Regions from separate parts of the Homo sapiens genome. Here region 2 is linked to region 1. Evidence: chromatin contacts called from ENCODE Hi-C data. All regions are on one chromosome and are shown on one strand. The core of a region is the stretch at or near the end of the contact, and the rest is flanking DNA. Distances in the headings are between cores, read along the strand shown. Region 1 holds the start of ARSB (arylsulfatase B). Region 2 holds the start of ATG10 (autophagy related 10).

Region 1 (2,969 bases), core at 237-2,736:
GGTTATGCGAACACACACTTGGGAGGGCAACATTCAAATATATATCCCCTGTCAGTAGCACAGTAAGCTCAAAATATTTTTGTTGAGTAAACAGCATATGTACTCTGTGAAGGCATGCAGGTGGTATCCAACAGTTCCCATTTACTGTATTTAATATGGTCATAATAACTTCAGGGTCTTAGAAATATGACAATCGTATTCAGATTGAGGGGAAAAAAGGCCAATTTCATAAGCCCGGGACGACCAGTGGATGCAGGAAAAGCACAACGGACACTGCCTTGACCACTTTCTAGCTGTGCGATTCTTATGCCAACGAGCCTTTACAGGCTTCCTGCCTCGTCTGTAAAACGGGGTAAAAACAACTACCTCATGCACTGTTTCAATAATTCACTTTAAAAACAACAAAGTGCTATGCAAATGTTCTTGATATTCTTAGCCATCTAACATCTATGCACGCTCTACATTTATATTTCCTTCGTTAACTGTGGAGCCGTTCCTAAAGGGAAGCTTTTAAAGCGATAATGAAGATGCTCAGAAGAGTTCAATACAAGGTTACATGTGAAAGGAATGTCAGCAGCCTAAGAAAAATCAACCTAGCATCAGGTTTCATTCCAGGGGTGTTGAGAACCTGGAAAAAAATAATCTTTGGTGGGACACTCCTAACCTATCACCGCTGGGTTCCCACGGGCCAGGGTCGCACCCACGGCGAGCACCCCTTCATTTTACCTCTCCCCTCGTCTTTGCTCCCAGCCCACGCCCTCCCCAGCCTCCCACCTCAGGACCGCTCCGCCTGCCGGCCGCGGCGCCCAGCACCCGGCATTCCCATAAACCCCTTCGCCCGGAGCTTCAGAAAACGAAAGACAAAGCCACCCGCCCAACCCGGCGGCCGGGGCGCGGGTCCGCGGGGCGCCAGAGCCGGGCATGCGCAGAGGCCGCGGCGGGCTGCCGGCCTGGAAGAGCGAGGTTGGGGCGAGAAGCCGCCGGGACCCATAACTGGGTCGGCGGTCCGAGCCCCGCCTGCCAGCGCCCGCGGCCTCAAGGGCCGGGTAGGAGCGGCAGGGCGCCGGCGAAAGGCGGGGCGGGGGCGGCGCGGGCGGCGGGGGCGCCGCGTACCTGGTAGCGGCCAGTGAGCAGCTGGCTCCGCGACGGCGTGCACAGCGGCTGCGTGTAGTAGTTGTCCAGGAGCACCCCGCCGGCCGCCAGCGCGTCCAGGTGCGGCGTGCGGATGCGGGAGCCGTGGAAGCCGACGTCGTTCCAGCCTAGGTCGTCTGCCAGCAAGAAGACCAGGTGGGGCGGCCGGCTGGCCCCGGCGCCCGAGCCCGGCGGCGCCAACAACAGCAGCAGCAGCAGCGGGAGGACGACGGGGAGGAGCAGCCGCCGAGGTCCGGGGCCTCGGGGCAAGCTCGCCGCGCCGCGCGGACCCATCCTTGTCCGCCCGCGGTCCCAGCGCCTGTGGCGCCACCAGCCCCTTGTACCGCTGATAGAATGAGGAACTGGGCTGCCGGGGCCTGCTCCGCCCCGGCGCGGGACGGCACCCCCAGCGGGCCGTGGGCTTGCGAGGCCGGGCGCTCGGCCCCCGCCGCCTCCGACCCGGGCCCCCGGCTGCTGTGGCGGAGGAGGAGCCAGAGACGAACCCGCGGGCGCCCGCTGCCCGGCTTCTTGGAAACTCAGCTGACGCTTGGAGGGCACCAAGGCCCGTTATCTTCCCCGGCAATTAAATTTGCACTGTGGTTTCCTAAAAAAAAAAGATGTGTTCTTTAATAACGCTTCACAATTTACAAAGCATCTTCACAGCCCGCGTCTCCTGTAAAGCCTGCAACAACTCTGACAGTTAGACATTATAATTAGTGCCAATTTTTCATAAGAAAAAAGCTTATAAATGGTTAAACCTCTGACTCAGATCCTGAACCATGATGTCTAGCTAGCAAGTCATTTCTAGCACAAGAGCCCAGCCTGTGGCAGGTGGGAGGACGGTGAAAAGGCAGAGGTCTAAATAGCCTTTCACATTCATTTATGCGTAGTGTACACCCATGAAGCCGCTTCCTCCCCACTAGCAAACAGGAGGCCAAACACACAGTCTGATTGCACGGTGCCCTTTGGAAGGTGCGGTTACTTTCAAGTTGCCCTGGGAGGATTTGGAGTGTTGCGTGGTCATTGAATAAATAGCTCATTCGCTTGTCCGGATATGACCCCACTCAGAGCTGGCTCCCCCACTAAGCAGTGACACTAAGAAGCACACAGTATCTAGTTAGCCTGAAATATCTGAGTGGAAGGAAAAAATCCTTTAGTCACGTGCTTATTGAATTAGGAAGTTAGCCGTATGACCAGTAGATTCCCGTTGCCATCCAGACTTTCTGTCTACTCTGTCTGGAGATATTATAGTTGTTAACAGGTGTAGGGGAAAATTTTTGCATTGCCTAGAGACCATACCCTTCCAGGTTGAGTCTGATTCCGTGGAAGTTGTTTACAACTTTATAAGTTATAGATAAATAACAATGGAAAATAATTCTTATTTATATATACACAAATGAACTTTATCCAGCGGAGTAGCAATCCTTCCCCTCCACCACTACCAAGGAAAACAGTTTCACCTCCGCTTGCATATTTATTTTAGTATTCCTGATCTGTTCTTTGGATTGTCCTTTGAATTGGTTTTAACACCTTACCAATTTCCTTATTAATGAGTTAAATAAAATCATGTATTCACTTTTATATTTGTATGAGGGTCATGATTTTACCTTTTTTTCCCCAAGAATCCTTTAACACATGAAATGTTTGCCTCTTACATACACTTTTTTTCTTTGCATGAAGTAGATTAGTTTATGTTGTATGCACTTTAATCTCTAGTGGAATCAATGAAATTTAGCAGAAAAAAGTGAAAATTTTAGCATTAAATTCAAAGAATAACTTTTGAGAGAACTGTTTGACTCATTATGTCAAGGGTTGAACTTTTCATTTAAACACCCTGT
Region 2 (2,700 bases), core at 53-2,552, 3.0 Mb after region 1:
GGTCTCACTGCCTTGCCCATAGCTGGTCTTGAACTCCTGGGCTAAAGCGATCCTCCTACCTCGGGCTCCCAAAGTGCTGGGATTACAGGCGTGAGCCACTGCGCCCAGCCGCATTCTTGTTTTCATCTGTGAAATACGTTTTTAAGGTAAATACTTAAAGTTGATGGAGACACCTGGTCTACTTAAGCTCTCATTCAGAACACACTGCCTTGTGCTTTTAAAAAAATTAAATGGATAATCTAAATTGGCAGCTACCAATTAATTTATATCCATAGTTGCTAAAAAATGTTAGTGTAAGTTCATTTTTATTAGTCGCATCATTTTGAGTTTTAAACTATTTCACATGCAGTAAAATTTATACCTCTTATGGGTTTTGTCAAACAGTGGTTTAGTCACCAACACAATCACGGTATAGAAGCTCTCAAGCTCCTTTTCAGTCACCCCCTTCCTCCAGCCCTTTGCCCTGGTCGCCACTGATCAGTATTCTCTCCTTTTAAAAACACTTATTATTTGGAAATAATTATAGACACAGGAAATTGCAAAAATACTACAGCACCTAGAGTCCCGTGTACCTATCACCTAGTTTCCTCCAATGGTGACATCTTACACAACTGTAGTACAAGATCAAAAAACTATGTCATGTAGTTTGAAGGCAGGTTTTCCTTTCACTTCTTCGCCTGCATTTTCTCCTTTCATTTCCAACAAATTTAACTCTGTTGTTAGAAGGAGCAGATGCTAGTTTTCTTTCAGATGTCTGCTATTTCAGTTCGATTACCCCTGTTACTCCTACATTTTTTCTAGTCTTTATCCCCATCGTTTCGCCCCAATTTAATTTTGCTGCTAGTTTTTTTTTTTTCTCCTCTGGGATATGTGCCACAGATGGTACTATTGTCAATATTCGAATTCCTAACTTCTCCCTCCATCCGTAAGTTTTCAAGGGGTAGCCGTGCTTGTGCTTAATTGTGGTGTTTACAGGACTTTTTGTAGCGTAAGCATGCTGGCATGGTTCCCCAACCTCTTAGGGGGATGCTAGTAACCCGCTCCCCCGTCAACGAGCCGCCTTTGTGCTCCGCGGAGGGCACCGCCTGCGTTGGGTTGGAGGTGGGGGTTGGCGGGGGAGAGCTGCCCGCCAGGCGAGGGGCGGGGCCTTGGCGGGGGTGGTCGCGGGCGGCGGGGAGGTCTCGCTTCCCTCCTCTCCACCCGCTCCCAGTCCCGGCCTGGGTCTCAGCCCCGCCCTGCCCAGAGCGCGCGGCCGATCACGTCACCGGCCTGCGCTAGGCGGCCCCCACGGCGCGGGAAGGCGCAGTGCGCACGCTCCGACTCGGCCGTGGCGGACCTGACTGAAGGAGGCCGCGGACCTGACTGAAGGAGGCCACGGCCACTTCTGGTTGGCCTCGGGGCGCGCTGGCTCGGCTCTTCCTCCGCCCTCGAGGCCCCCGCAGTCCCATCATTCAGTTCCGTAGGGTCACCGGCGCGGCAGTGGCCTCGCAGGGCGCTGGGTCCCTCTCCCCAGCTCTCCTCCCCCTGGCCCCGTCGCCCCGCCCTCGCCGGGCTGGGCTGCGGGGTCAGGGGCCGAGCGGAGAGGGGTGAGTATTCCCCACAGCCCTTGCCGGTTGTCTCCTCCCGGCTCTGCTTCCCACACGGTCCTTGCCCCACTCCTAGGACAGGGAGGAAGGGCACGCGCGGGTAGGCGGGAAACAGCCCAGTCCTGAACAAAAGGCCGGGGAAGCGGGTCCCCGCCGGTAACTGCAGGCCTGTGCTGGCCGCCGCGAGCGGGGAAGGGCGAGGACACTCCCTCCTCGGGGACCCGGTCCCCGTCGCGCACACGGTGTCACCAGCACACCTGGCCCAGTACCCAAAGCACCCTCGAAGTGGGTAGTAACTACTTTGTGTTTAAAATCCACATACTGATAGCAAATCTTTGGTTGAAACAGTATTAAATTACTGGGGCTTCCAGTGGCTGAGTCCAACTTAATTTGAAGTTTCAGATTAAGTATCAGGAGGAATAACTTGATATTTAGAGCCAACAGGTCTTTCTTTTTTTTTTAAACCTCCCAAAAAACCTATAAAATCAAGAATTGGCGGGGAGGACCGGAGAATGATAAAGGAATAGTTGACTGATTTATAGAAACTTTTAGTGGCGGTAAAAATTACAAAAGTATTGGAAATAAGGCAAAAGGACAGCATGTTTTTTTCAGAGTCAAAATGGAGCCTAACAGGCCCACCTGAAGATGATTTAGATGTCTAGGGGACTATATTTTGTTTGGCATGATGATATTGATTAGGGCCTAGGCTTTGTAGTTAACATCTTTTTCATTAATGGAGATGCAAATTATTTCTGAGTGGGAGAGAAAAAAATACAGTACTCCTAAAGGTTGTAGTTTTAGTGCCTTGTAGGATATTAGCCATTTTTCTTTTCTTTTTTTTGAGACAGAGTCTTGCTCTGTCGCCCAGGCTGGAGTGCAGTGGCACGATCTCGGCTCACTGCAACCTCTGCCTCTCGGGTTAAAGCAATTCTCCTGCCTCAGCCTCCCGAGTTGCTGGGACTACAGGTGCCCGCCACCACGCTCAGCTAATTTTTGTAAGTTTAGTAGAGACGGGGTTTCACCATATTGGCCAGGCTGGTCCGGAACTCCTGATTTTGTGATCCGCCTGCCTCGGCCTCCCAAAGTACTGGGATCACAGGCGTCAGCCACCGCG

Evidence for each region. A loop is a pair of places that touch in the nucleus more often than their neighbours do. Pooled maps may share reads with other maps.
Region 2: a map of CD8-positive, alpha-beta T cell shows a loop between it and region 1 (21-fold over the local background). The contact joins the promoter of ATG10 here to the promoter of ARSB in region 1. A Hi-C loop is called at or near these places in 2 of 168 maps with a recorded cell type or tissue (CD8-positive, alpha-beta T cell and naive thymus-derived CD4-positive, alpha-beta T cell) and 9 of 50 pooled maps.

Annotation. Positions count from the first base shown.
Region 1 is chr5:78,983,824-78,986,792 of GRCh38, forward strand. It overlaps ARSB (arylsulfatase B), which reads right to left and starts at 1,487. Exons shown (of 8, transcript NM_000046.5): 1 at 1,114-1,487. The coding sequence starts at 1,425. RefSeq lists a silencer at 810-1,669.
Region 2 is chr5:81,970,721-81,973,420 of GRCh38, forward strand. ATG10 (autophagy related 10) reads left to right here and starts at 1,303. Exons shown (of 8, transcript NM_031482.5): 1 at 1,303-1,586. RefSeq lists enhancers at 836-1,393, 1,394-1,949 and silencers at 964-1,293, 1,464-1,703.